Linked DNA regions of Homo sapiens: regions 1 and 2 are each linked to region 3. The links are chromatin contacts, found by Hi-C in ENCODE. All regions are on one chromosome and are shown on one strand. Each heading gives the region's core, a stretch centred on a gene start or an enhancer-like site at or near the end of the contact. The rest is flanking DNA. Distances are from core to core; before and after follow the strand shown.

Region 1 (3,796 bases), core at 821-3,320, about 19 Mb before region 3:
CTCCTACCTCAGCCTCCTGAGTAGCTGGGATTATAGACACGCGTCACCACACTCAGCTAATTTTTGTATTTTTAGTAGAGATGGGGTTTCATCATGTTGGCCAGGCTGGTCTTGAACTCCTGAGCTCAAGTGATCCACCCACCTTGGCGTCCCAAAGTGCTGGGATTACAGGCATGAGCCACTGTGCCCAGGCCCCATTTTTATCTTTTACACAGTATTTTAACTATATATTTTCCATGTTTACATACACAAATACCTGCCATTCTGTGACAGTTGCCTTTAGTATTCAGTACAGTAACATACAGTACAGGTTTGTAGCCTAGGAGTCCTAAGCCATACCGTGTACCCTAGGTATGGTGGCTACACCACCTAGGTTTGTGTAAGTATACGCTATGATATTAGCACAATGGTGAAATCACCTAGTGACACATTTCTCAAGCTCCTCACGTGGCAAGCAATGCATGACTGCATATGAAAGCTCTTAAATAGAGATTGTTTCTAAATTAATCTCAAAACAGTCATTATTTACTATTTATGGAATTTTTTTTAAAAAAAGGAGCAAAAGTATCATTTCAGTGGGAACTTAACTTGGGGCTACAGTGTTTTATTTAACTTTTACCCCAAAGTTGCAAAGTGTTTTGAAATTTTTCCCTGTAAAATAATTATTTTAATTCAATTTAAATAAAACCCACCAAGGAGACTTCAAGCTTTAAGAAGTCTAGCTTCCTGTGAAATGTGAGAGGAAGTCAGCACTCATTTCAGAAATCTGATTATAACGATAGCTCCATCCCTAAATGAGGTGAATCTTGGACTCTCTTCCATTTTATTTTATTTTATTTTTTTGAGATGGAGTTTCTCTCTTGTTGCCCAGGCTGAAGTGCAATGTTGCGATCTCGGCTCACTGCAACCTCTGCCTCCCAGGTTCAAGTGATTCTCCTGCTTTGGCCTCCTGAGTAGCTGGGATTGCAGGTATGCACCACCACACCTGGCTAATTTTGTATTTTTAGTAGAGACGGAGTTTCACCATGTTGGTCAGGCTGGTCTCGAACTTCTGACCTCAGTGATCCCCCCACCTCGGCCTCCCAAAGTTCTGGGATTATGGGTGTGAGCCACCACACCCGGCCCCCCTTCAATTTTAAAGCCATCACTATGCACCCTATGTCTATGCCAAGCACTAAAATAAGATGAAGCACCTTCTTGGAGTTTACATGCTGGTAATTATGCCAGACAGTAATAAAATAGGTAAGAACGGCTGTGGGGGAAGTCAGCTGGGTTCTAGTTACAGTCGCATTTCAGGAAATGATTTAACATGCTGACTTTAACAACCTAAGCCTCTTCTCCATGTGTGCACACAGGGTAGATCTCTGAACACAGGTGACCCTAGAAGTGCTGTAACTTCTAGGGGAATGGCTGTGTTGAGTCAAGGCAGGATGACAGTTCAGCCTCCTCCCAGGCTAGTGCAAAGGGCTCTTCACTCGGATTAAAACCTTCTCTCCCAGACCGAATTGCCAACTCCCAACACCCCTCCTACAGAAAATTTGGAGTCCTCGCTTATTCCCTGGCAGCCCCTACCTAATAGGGTGGTGAATTAATTATCAAACATGCGACAGTTTAGCGAAAATGGCAACACTTTGGAATAAGTGACTGTAATGTGCATCCTGGCGCCCATTTTGCAGGTCAGTTGCTCTCCCTGGAAGGAAGAGTGTTCTCGGATTTCACCTTAAAGGAGGAAGGCTGCCAGAACTGAACTAGCACTTCTGAATATCCTGAGGCGAGGTCCGGTGACTTCCTTGGGAAGCTCTGCCGCGCCCCCACCCCACCCTACCCCACCCTACCCCACCACAGCAGGCGCTGGAGTCCTGGGACCACCAGGGTCTGAGGCCCAAATCCTTCCTCACTAAGGGGAGGAGAGGGGTGTTCCGGCAGGGCAGGATGGGAAGGCGTGCTTGGGCGGGATTGTGACATAAGAGTGCCCTGGTGACATGGAGCAGATCTGTGACATAAATAAAGGTGTCATAAAGACAGGGCGGGGCTCACGCTTAGAAGGGGCACGAGCGTCTCGGAGCTGCCAGAATGTCTTCTGCTCAGTGCCCGGCACTAGTGTGTGTCATGTCCCGGCTGCGTTTCTGGGGCCCATGGCCCCTCCTTATGTGGCAACTATTGTGGCTACTAGTCAAGGAGGCTCAGCCTCTGGAGTGGGTCAAGGACCCGCTCCAGCTCACCTCTAATCCCCTGGGGCCGCCTGAGTCCTGGTCTTCCCACTCCTCCCATTTCCCACGGGAATCTCCCCATGCGCCTACTCTCCCAGCAGACCCGTGGGACTTTGATCACCTGGGGCCCTCTGCTTCCTCAGAGATGCCAGCCCCACCCCAGGAATCGACTGAAAATTTGGTTCCATTCCTGGACACCTGGGATTCAGCTGGAGAGCAGCCCCTGGAGCCAGAGCAGTTCTTGGCTTCACAGCAGGATTTAAAGGACAAGCTGAGTCCACAGGAAAGGCTCCCTGTTTCGCCCAAGAAGCTGAAGAAAGATCCAGCTCAGCGTTGGAGCCTTGCTGAGATTATTGGAATTACACGCCAATTATCCACACCTCAGAGTCAGAAACAGACTTTGCAGAATGAATATTCCAGTACAGATACACCGTATCCCGGTAGCCTGCCTCCAGAACTCCGGGTGAAGTCAGATGAGCCTCCAGGGCCCTCTGAGCAAGTTGGACCTTCTCAATTCCATCTAGAGCCCGAAACTCAAAATCCAGAGACCCTTGAAGACATCCAGTCCTCTTCACTCCAGCAAGAAGCCCCAGCACAGCTTCCACAGCTCCTTGAGGAAGAACCTTCTTCAATGCAGCAGGAGGCCCCAGCTCTGCCTCCAGAGTCCTCTATGGAGAGTCTAACTCTACCGAATCATGAGGTGTCAGTTCAACCTCCAGGTGAGGATCAAGCTTATTATCACTTGCCCAACATTACAGTTAAACCTGCAGATGTGGAGGTTACCATAACTTCAGAGCCTACCAATGAGACAGAATCTTCCCAAGCCCAGCAGGAGACCCCAATTCAGTTTCCAGAGGAGGTGGAACCTTCTGCAACCCAACAGGAGGCCCCAATTGAGCCTCCAGTTCCTCCTATGGAGCATGAACTTTCCATCAGTGAGCAGCAGCAGCCAGTTCAGCCTTCTGAGTCTCCTAGGGAGGTCGAATCTTCTCCGACCCAGCAGGAGACCCCAGGTCAGCCTCCAGAACATCATGAAGTCACAGTTTCACCTCCAGGTCACCATCAAACTCATCATTTAGCTTCACCCAGTGTCTCTGTGAAGCCTCCAGACGTGCAGCTCACCATAGCAGCAGAGCCTAGTGCAGAGGTGGGAACTTCTCTAGTCCACCAGGAGGCTACAACTCGGCTCTCAGGGTCAGGTAATGATGTAGAACCTCCCGCCATCCAGCACGGGGGCCCACCTCTGCTTCCAGAGTCATCAGAAGAAGCTGGACCTTTAGCAGTTCAACAGGAGACTTCATTTCAATCTCCGGAACCTATTAATAATGAGAACCCCTCTCCAACCCAGCAGGAGGCTGCAGCTGAGCATCCACAGACCGCTGAGGAGGGTGAGTCTTCCCTAACCCATCAGGAGGCCCCAGCTCAGACTCCAGAGTTCCCTAATGTAGTTGTAGCTCAACCTCCAGAGCATTCACACCTGACTCAAGCCACAGTTCAACCTTTGGATCTGGGGTTTACCATCACTCCAGAATCCAAGACAGAGGTTGAACTTTCTCCAACCATGAAGGAGACCCCAACTCAGCCTC
Region 2 (3,702 bases), core at 835-3,334, about 19 Mb before region 3:
GGAATTACATGTGTGAGCCACTGAGCCTGGCCTACAAATTCTTTATTATACAACACACAGTAGATGCTCAATAAATATTTGCTAAGCAGAAACATACACTCAAAATACCAGAAATTATCAAGGAAGTTGCCAGTTGGTCTCTTGGGTTCTTCCTCCCGACAGGTATACACACCTATTGTAAAGATGAACACATTAGGCTGTGAGAAACCAATACTGTTAAACATTCCAATCAGGTGACAAACTCCCTGGGCTCTGGTTTATATTACCAAGCAACCTGATGATAACTTGGCTTCCTGTGTGGCTTGTTTATAGAAAGAGAATGCTACCCAGGCTGACGTGAGTTGCATTTCTGAGTTGATTTCTCACTGTAAATTAATAAACTGGCATTCTGGCTACATAGATCAGTCTCTTTGAACTCTTTGTACCTTCCACCATTAGTGTGATTTCTAAGGCTGCAAGCCAGACACTGCCCAAGACCCAGCACTGGACTCTGGTGAGTTCTTCCAGCTGTTGCCACCCCAGGAGGCTCTGGGAGCCCCTGGGAACCATCCAGCTTGCTCTCTGTCTCTACATTTCAGGGTGTGGGTTTCAGGGCATTCACAACATTCCTGCAACAGAAGAGTTTTGGGAACACCCCCAGCAGGATGTGGGTGATTTGAATGTATGTCAGAGATGTGGTTGTAACTGAGAAATCTTAAGCCTAGTGAATTTTATTCCACTTGACTTAAATAAAGAGCACGTGAAAGAAGGGGATCTGAGGACATCTATGAACAGGGCCCCGAGGGCATGAACTTACTAGTGTTTATATGACTAGTGTTTATCTGGGCCTGTCTAGTCTGGAGAACCTGACTCTGGTGTACCCAAGCTTTGCAGTGGCTGTAGAGGTTTGCTCTTTTGGAGGGAGAAGATAATTCATTCCTCCAACACCTGAATGAGGGTAGATTAACCCACCTCCTTCAGCTGCAATTTGGCAAATTTCTCTTCTTTGATTTAATGCTCAACGGACAAATTTCCTTTCTTCTTCTTCTTCTTCTTCTTCTTCTTCTTCTTCTTCTTCTTCTTCTTCTTCTTCTTCTTCTTCTTCCTCTTCTTCTTTTTTTCTCCTCTTCTTCTTCTTCTTCTCCTCCTTCTCCTTCTTCTCCTTCTTCTTTTCTCTTCCTTCTCCTCCTCCTTCCTCCTCCTCCTCTTCCTACTCTTCTTCCTCTTCCTCTCCTCCTCCTCTTCCTCCTCCTCTTCCTTCTTCTTCTTCTTTCTTTTTTTTTCGGTTTTGAGACAGGGTCTCCGTCACCCAGGCTGGAGTGCAGTGGCACGATCTCGGCTCACTGCAACCTCCACCTCCTAGGCTCAAGCGATCCTCCCACCTCAGCTTCCCATGTGGCTGGGACCAAGGCGTGAGCTACCATGCCCGGCTAATTTTTGTATTTTTTGTAGAGACAGGGTCTCTCCATGTTGCTCAGGCTGGTCTTGAACTCCTGAGCTCAAGAGATCCTCCTGTCTCAGGCTCCCAAAGTCCTGGGATTACAAGCACGAGCCACCATGCCCGGCCTCAACAGGCAACCTTCTGATTAATAATTAGACCTCTGTGCCGGCCGTCGTGGCTGATGCCTGTAATTCCAGCACTTTGGAAGGCCAAGGCGGGTGGATGGCTTGAGGTCGGGCGTTTGAGACCAGCCTGGCCAACACGGTGAAACCCCGTCTCTGCTAAATATACAAAAATTAGCCTGGCATGGTGGCGTATGCCTGTAATCCCAGCTACTTGGGAGGCTGAGGCACGAGAATCGCTTGAACCCGGGAGGCAGAGGTTACAGTGAGCTGTCATATATAATGAAACAGTTTTACTAAACTTAGGAAGCAGTGACTTGGTGTCTCTAGAAATTGCCTAACATACACATTCCAGGATACATTCTCTGTCATCTGGAATCTCCTCCCTTCCACAAACCCACGCTGTCTTAAGCACTATTTTCCTATTTGTTGTTGACCTAATCTAGAAAAAAGCGGCCATCACTCTTTCTCCCCCACTCAGTCCCTCAGTCCCGAAACACCCTTATTCTCCGCACTTGTCACCCCACCCTCTGCTGCCCCCACCGCAGCGCGCAAACGCACACGAGTTTAAAGTTTAGGCTGTGATGCTATCCTCGCCCGCAGATCACAGGACAGACATTCTCGGGGACAACTTTGCGAGGCCATGTGCTCGTCCCCCTTAGGAAGGAAGAGGGAGAAATCCCTGCGGCTCGGTTTTGTTCCAATGGTCTGCTCAGCGAGTGATTCCCGTTTCCCCAAAGGCTGCCCCTCATTAGCATGAACGGGGACGCGGGTGTGGAGAAGGGGTTAGAGGAGAGAAAGCAAGCAAAAGCCCAGGCTCACTTTTAGAGCCTGGGAACCCTGTCTGCAAAAATGACAGCTAGAGCTTTCTGGCTCCTCTGTTTAATCGTCGGATCATCCCCCGAAGCTCCGGTGGAGAGAAAAAGTAAGATCGGTGTAGTGCGGAGCCCTGGGAGCGGAGCGGGGATCTGGGGAGGGGGCGCCCAGGCCTCAGCCGCCGGCCGACAACCGGGCCACCTTCCGTGAGGCCGCACACGCTCCCACAGGCCCGCGCCTGGCGCAAGCCGAGAACCGCGCGTCGCCGCGCCGCGGGCCCGCGACGGAGGAAGCCCCGAGACGCGCGCGCTCACGGGCCCTACGCTTCCCCGCCGCCCGGCCGCGCGCGCGCGCCGCCGAGGGCCCCGCCGGCCCTGCCCACCCCAACCGGCCGCGCGCCGTTGTGCCGGCCCCCGGCTCGCCGCCCGCGCCGCCGCCGCGCCTCAGCTTCAGATTCGGCCTCAGTCAGCCGCGCAGGGACGCGGAGCCCGGCGCCGAGCTCTGCGCTTGCGCTTGCCGGGCGGGCATGGACGGGCGAGAGGCGTTCTGCAAGCGCGAAATCGGTGAGCCCGGCCGCCGCGCCGCCGCCCCGCGAGCCTTTCCGAGTCCCGGAGAATCCTGCACGCGAGATCCCAGGGCGCCCGACCCATGCGGGCCGTTTCGCTGTTGCTAAAAACCAACGCCCAGGGACTGGGAGAGGAACTGGGGTTCCCAAACTGTTTTTTGGAAGCAGCGATGAACGGGATAGTGCATGACGTGGACGTGCTGGGCGCGGGCATCTGGCTGGTGACCCTGCTGGTGGATCGGGACGGGCTGTACAAGATGAACCGCCTGTACCTCACTCACCCCCGACGTCTTCTTCTTCCGAGTCCACATGTTAGTCCTGGACTCCTCCAGCTGCAATAAACCGTGTCCAGAGTTTAAACCTGGTATTGAAACTGAGCTGAATGACGCTGCATATGTACTTTATACCACCGTTTGTAACGTGGGTGCCACAGCCCGGGCTGTGGGTCGTCCAGTCTTTTTTTGGGACGGATGGGGGACAGTATTGTAACATGATTAGGATTTAGACGACAGGTATTATTTCCGCCACTGTGATTTAAGCACCGTCAGCCCCACCCCCACGGGTGAGAACGGCAGCTGTTGGCACAAAGCGGGCTGTCAATAAATAGATGTTGACAAATGGAGTGAGCGACCACCAAACACCATTGCCAGAAGGGACTGTACAGAACTGAGTTTAGAAAAGCTGCTTTTTTGGGGGAGTGTGTGGAGGGTTGGTAGCGGGGAATACCCACTCCCACATCTTTTTTTTTTTTTTTTTTTTTTTTTTAGACAGAGTCTCGC
Region 3 (3,696 bases), core at 785-3,284:
TGTTCAGACAAAAAACATTATGGAAATGTTTACGGCAGCTTTATTCATAGGTGCCACAAACTAGAAATAATTGAAATATTCAACTATTGAACAGATAAATGCACTGTGATACACTCATATAAAGGACTGCTACTCAGCAATAAAGAAACTACTGATACAACAACACAGATGAATCTTAAATACATTATGCACTGTACACGTATAAACTAAAAAATTAAAATACCTATTTAAAAGTCAAACAGGCCGGGCGCGATGGCTCACACCTGTAATCCCGGCACTATGGGAGGCCGAGGCCGGCGGATTACCTGAGGTCAGGAGTTCAAGACCAGCCTGGCCAACATGGTGAAACCCTGTCTCTACTGAAAATACCAAAAATTCGCCAGGCGTAGTGGCGGGCGCCTGTAATCCCAGCCACTCAGGAGGCTGAGACAGGAGAATCGCTTGAACCTGGGAAGCGGAGGTTGTGGTGAGCTGAGATCGCGCCACTGCACTCCACCCTGGGCAACAAGAGCGAAACTCTGTCTCAAAACTAAATAAATAAAGTCAAACAGTACATGAAAAAATAATATGATCAAGAGAGGTTCACTGCAAGAATGTAAGGGTGAATCAATATAAGATCTACTAATATAATTCTATGAATATACACTACTGTAATTAATATGTAGCATGCAGGAGGAAAACTATATGATCATCTTAAAAGATGCTAAGATGTCATTTAACAAAATATAATAGCCATATCTGATTTAAAAAAAAAAAACTTAAACAGAAAAAAAATTGAAATAGGTGAATATACTCAACACATTAAAGGTCTCAAACCAACAGTTAACCATTAAATATCTGCAACAGTTCCATTAAATTGGGATAGCATACTAAGATGCCTATCATTATAACTAACATTTGACATTGTTTTGGAGGAGGTGGTAGGGAATGCAATTTTTTTCTTTTTTCTTTATTACCCAGGTTCCCATCAATGGTAAAGGCAATGTAATTTGAAGAGAAAAAGGAGACATAAATATAAGAAAATCAGATGTGTACATGATTCATGTTTGCAGATGACAAAACTTTATTCCTAGAATAAAGTTATTCCAATCAAAGCAAAAGCTACAAGAAACAATTAGAAAAAAGAATAGGTGGCTGAATTCAAAATTAATTTTTTAAATTAATGAGTTTTCAACTAGAAGCCCCCTAGCAGAGCAGGTATTTTCATAGACAAATTAAAGATTAAATAAGATATCATGGCATAAGTGAAAATATTTAACAAATAAATTATACTTCATCCAATTTTGTAAAAAATACATACATATACCTGTGCCAGGTGCAGTGGCTCACGCCTATAATCCCAACACTTTGGGAAGCTGAGGCGGGCGGATCGCCTGAGCTCAGGAGTTCGACACCAGCCTGGGCAACACGGTGAAACTCCATCTCTACTAAAAAATACAAAAAATTAGCTGGGTGTGGCAGCGAGCACCTGTAGTGACTACACCACTTTGTTGACGGCCGTCCGGACCTGCAGCTGTCCGGGCCAGGTGGCTGCCCCCGCCTCCCCCCGGCCGGGGCGCTGGTGCTGGGGTGGGGCTGGCGGCGGCGGCGGCTTTCTCCGGCTACTGCTGCCCCCCCTGGGCGAGCTCAGCCGCGTCTTGGGCGCCACCTCAGCCTGGGCGGCGGCCCACCTGCCCCGGCTGCTGCCGCGGTGCCGCGAGCGGAACCCCGGATGGGTCCGGACGTGGGCGGCGGCGGCGGCGGCGGGGCCGGGGCGCAGCGCTCCGCAGAGGGAGCCGCGGGCTGCTTGGTCGGCCTGCCCCGCCGGCCCCTCATGTTGGAACCGAGGCGGAGGGAGAAGGGAAAGCGGCCGGGAAGGGGCGGGCGCAATGGGCGCAGTGGGGGCGGCCGGGGCCGGGTGGGGAGGCCAGAGGGGCAGGGCAGGAGGGGCCCGGCCTGCGGAAGCGGTTGGAGGGAGAAGGCTCAATCCGAATGGCTGGGGCCTCACTGCGGATCGCCTTCAGCCGCCATCTTGTTTCTTCCGTTACCGGAGCGCGGTCACGTGAGCTGAGCAGCCTACGAGCCTGGGACGGGGCGAGGTGGCGCGGCGGCCGCTAGGGGGAGCGCGGGAGCATTGAGTCGGGGGCGGAGAGCCTGGGGCGCCGGGGCTGGGCGCAGCGCGGCGCGGCTGGACTCCGGGCGCGGTGGCGCCGTTGAGAGAGACGCGCAGCTCGCGAAATGCCCCGCGGCTAAGGCCTTCGGAGACCATAGTCTCCGCGGACCCCTGGCTGGAGCCCAAAGCCGGCCGGACCTCCTCCCTGCGTCTCCCCTTCCGCGGCTCGGAGAGGAAGGCAGGAGAGCCCCCAAATATTCCCCTCCCGCCCCCTAGGGAAACTGAAGCTGAAAGAGCCAGCGAAAGAAAAAAAAAGTCTCGGAGTGGGGCGGCCCGAGCGACCTAAGGGACGGGGCAGCGCCAGCGACCGAGGGAAATTAGTCGGGGTGGGGGAACAGGGAGACAAGCCCCCAGAATTTAGGAAACTCCTAAATTCTACTAAAAATACAAAAATTACCTGGGCATGGTGGCGGGTGCCTGTAATCCTAGCTACTGAGGAGGCTGAGGCAGAAGAATCGCTTGAACCCCTGAGGTGGAGGTTGCAGTGAGCCAAGATTGCGCCATTGTACTCCAGCCTGGGCTGCAAGAGTGAGACTCCTTCTCAAAAAATAAAATAAAATAAATCAAGAAAAGTCTGGAAACCATGCCAACTGGTGAAATGAATAAAGAAATAAATGTTGTCTGGACTGAGTGGCTCACACCTCTAATCCCAGTACTTTGGAGGCCGAGGCGGGCAGATCACTTGAGGCCAGGAGTTCAAACCAGTCTGGGCAACATGGTGAAACCCTGTCTTTTCTACAATTGCAAACAAATTAGCCGGACGTGGTGGTGCATGCCTGTAATCCCAGCTACTCGGGATGCTGAGGCCCGAGAATCGCTTGAACCTGGGAGGCAGAGGTTGCAATGAACTAAGATAACGCCACTGCACTCCAGCCTGGGTGACAGAATGAGACTAGGTCTCAAAAAAAAAATTATAATTCAGTAACATAGTCAGTTACAAGATAAACATTGAGCCTGCCTCCTAGGTTCAAGCGATTCTCATGACTCAGCCTCCCGAGTTGCTGAGATTACAGGCGTGTGCCACCATGCCTGGATAATTTTTTGTACTTTTAGTGCAGACGGTGTTTCACCATGTTGGTCAGGCTGGCCTCCAACTCCTGACCTCAAGTAATCCACCCACCTCAGTCTTCCAAAGTGCTGGGATTACAAGCGTGAGCCACTGTGCCCGGCCTCAATTTGGGTTTTTATGGAAGCTTCATTACAGAGTCATTAATGATTACACCGTTGGCCGTTGGTGGTCAGCTTAACCTTCAGCCTCTCTCTCTTTCTCAGAGGTTGAGAGTGGCACTGAAAGCCCTGACCACCAGCCCCAATCCTGAGGCTGTCTAGGAAAGCCTAATCAGTCAATCATTAGCATAAAAAAAAGACTTATTTTGCAGATTCTGAGGGTTTTAGGAATTGTATGCCAGGAACCAGGAAGATCAAATACGTGTTTCACAGTCTCACAGGACCACATAGAGGAGATTGGTCATCAGTGTTTCTCAACAGAAGCGCTTTGGCCTTTTGGACAAGCCAGTTTACACACTGTAGGAAGAAGTTTAGCA

Evidence for each region. Hi-C counts contacts between places; a loop is a spot of excess contacts on that map.
Region 1: a map of GM11168 shows a loop between it and region 3 (49-fold over the local background). The contact joins the promoter of LRRC37A here to the promoter of LRRC37A3 in region 3. A Hi-C loop is called at or near these places in 5 of 168 maps with a recorded cell type or tissue (GM11168, GM18951, IMR-90 and 2 more).
Region 2: a map of HepG2 shows a loop between it and region 3 (147-fold over the local background). The contact joins the enhancer-like site here to the promoter of LRRC37A3 in region 3. A Hi-C loop is called at or near these places in 3 of 168 maps with a recorded cell type or tissue (GM12878, HepG2 and gastrocnemius medialis).

What each region holds. Positions count from the first base shown.
Region 1 is chr17:46,293,061-46,296,856 of GRCh38, forward strand. It overlaps LRRC37A (leucine rich repeat containing 37A), which reads left to right and starts at 2,071. Exons shown (of 14, transcript NM_014834.4): 1 at 2,071-3,796. The coding sequence starts at 2,074. It also overlaps a transcript of ARL17B not described here.
Region 2 is chr17:46,264,232-46,267,933 of GRCh38, forward strand. It overlaps a transcript of LRRC37A not described here and the pseudogene LOC100132570. Among named protein-coding and RNA genes, the nearest start is that of LRRC37A, 29 kb to the right of the region's middle. Within about 2 kb of position 2,085, at least 33 of the 41 ENCODE cell types and tissues checked have a DNase peak (open chromatin) inside an H3K27ac peak, as active enhancers do; they include gastrocnemius medialis, where a contact is called at or near this core.
Region 3 is chr17:64,917,444-64,921,139 of GRCh38, forward strand. It overlaps LRRC37A3 (leucine rich repeat containing 37 member A3), which reads right to left and starts at 2,035. Exons shown (of 15, transcript NM_199340.5): 1 at 1,988-2,035; 2 at 1,307-1,427. RefSeq lists silencers at 1,385-1,764, 1,835-1,924, 2,025-2,244 and enhancers at 1,860-2,360, 2,436-2,937, 2,938-3,437.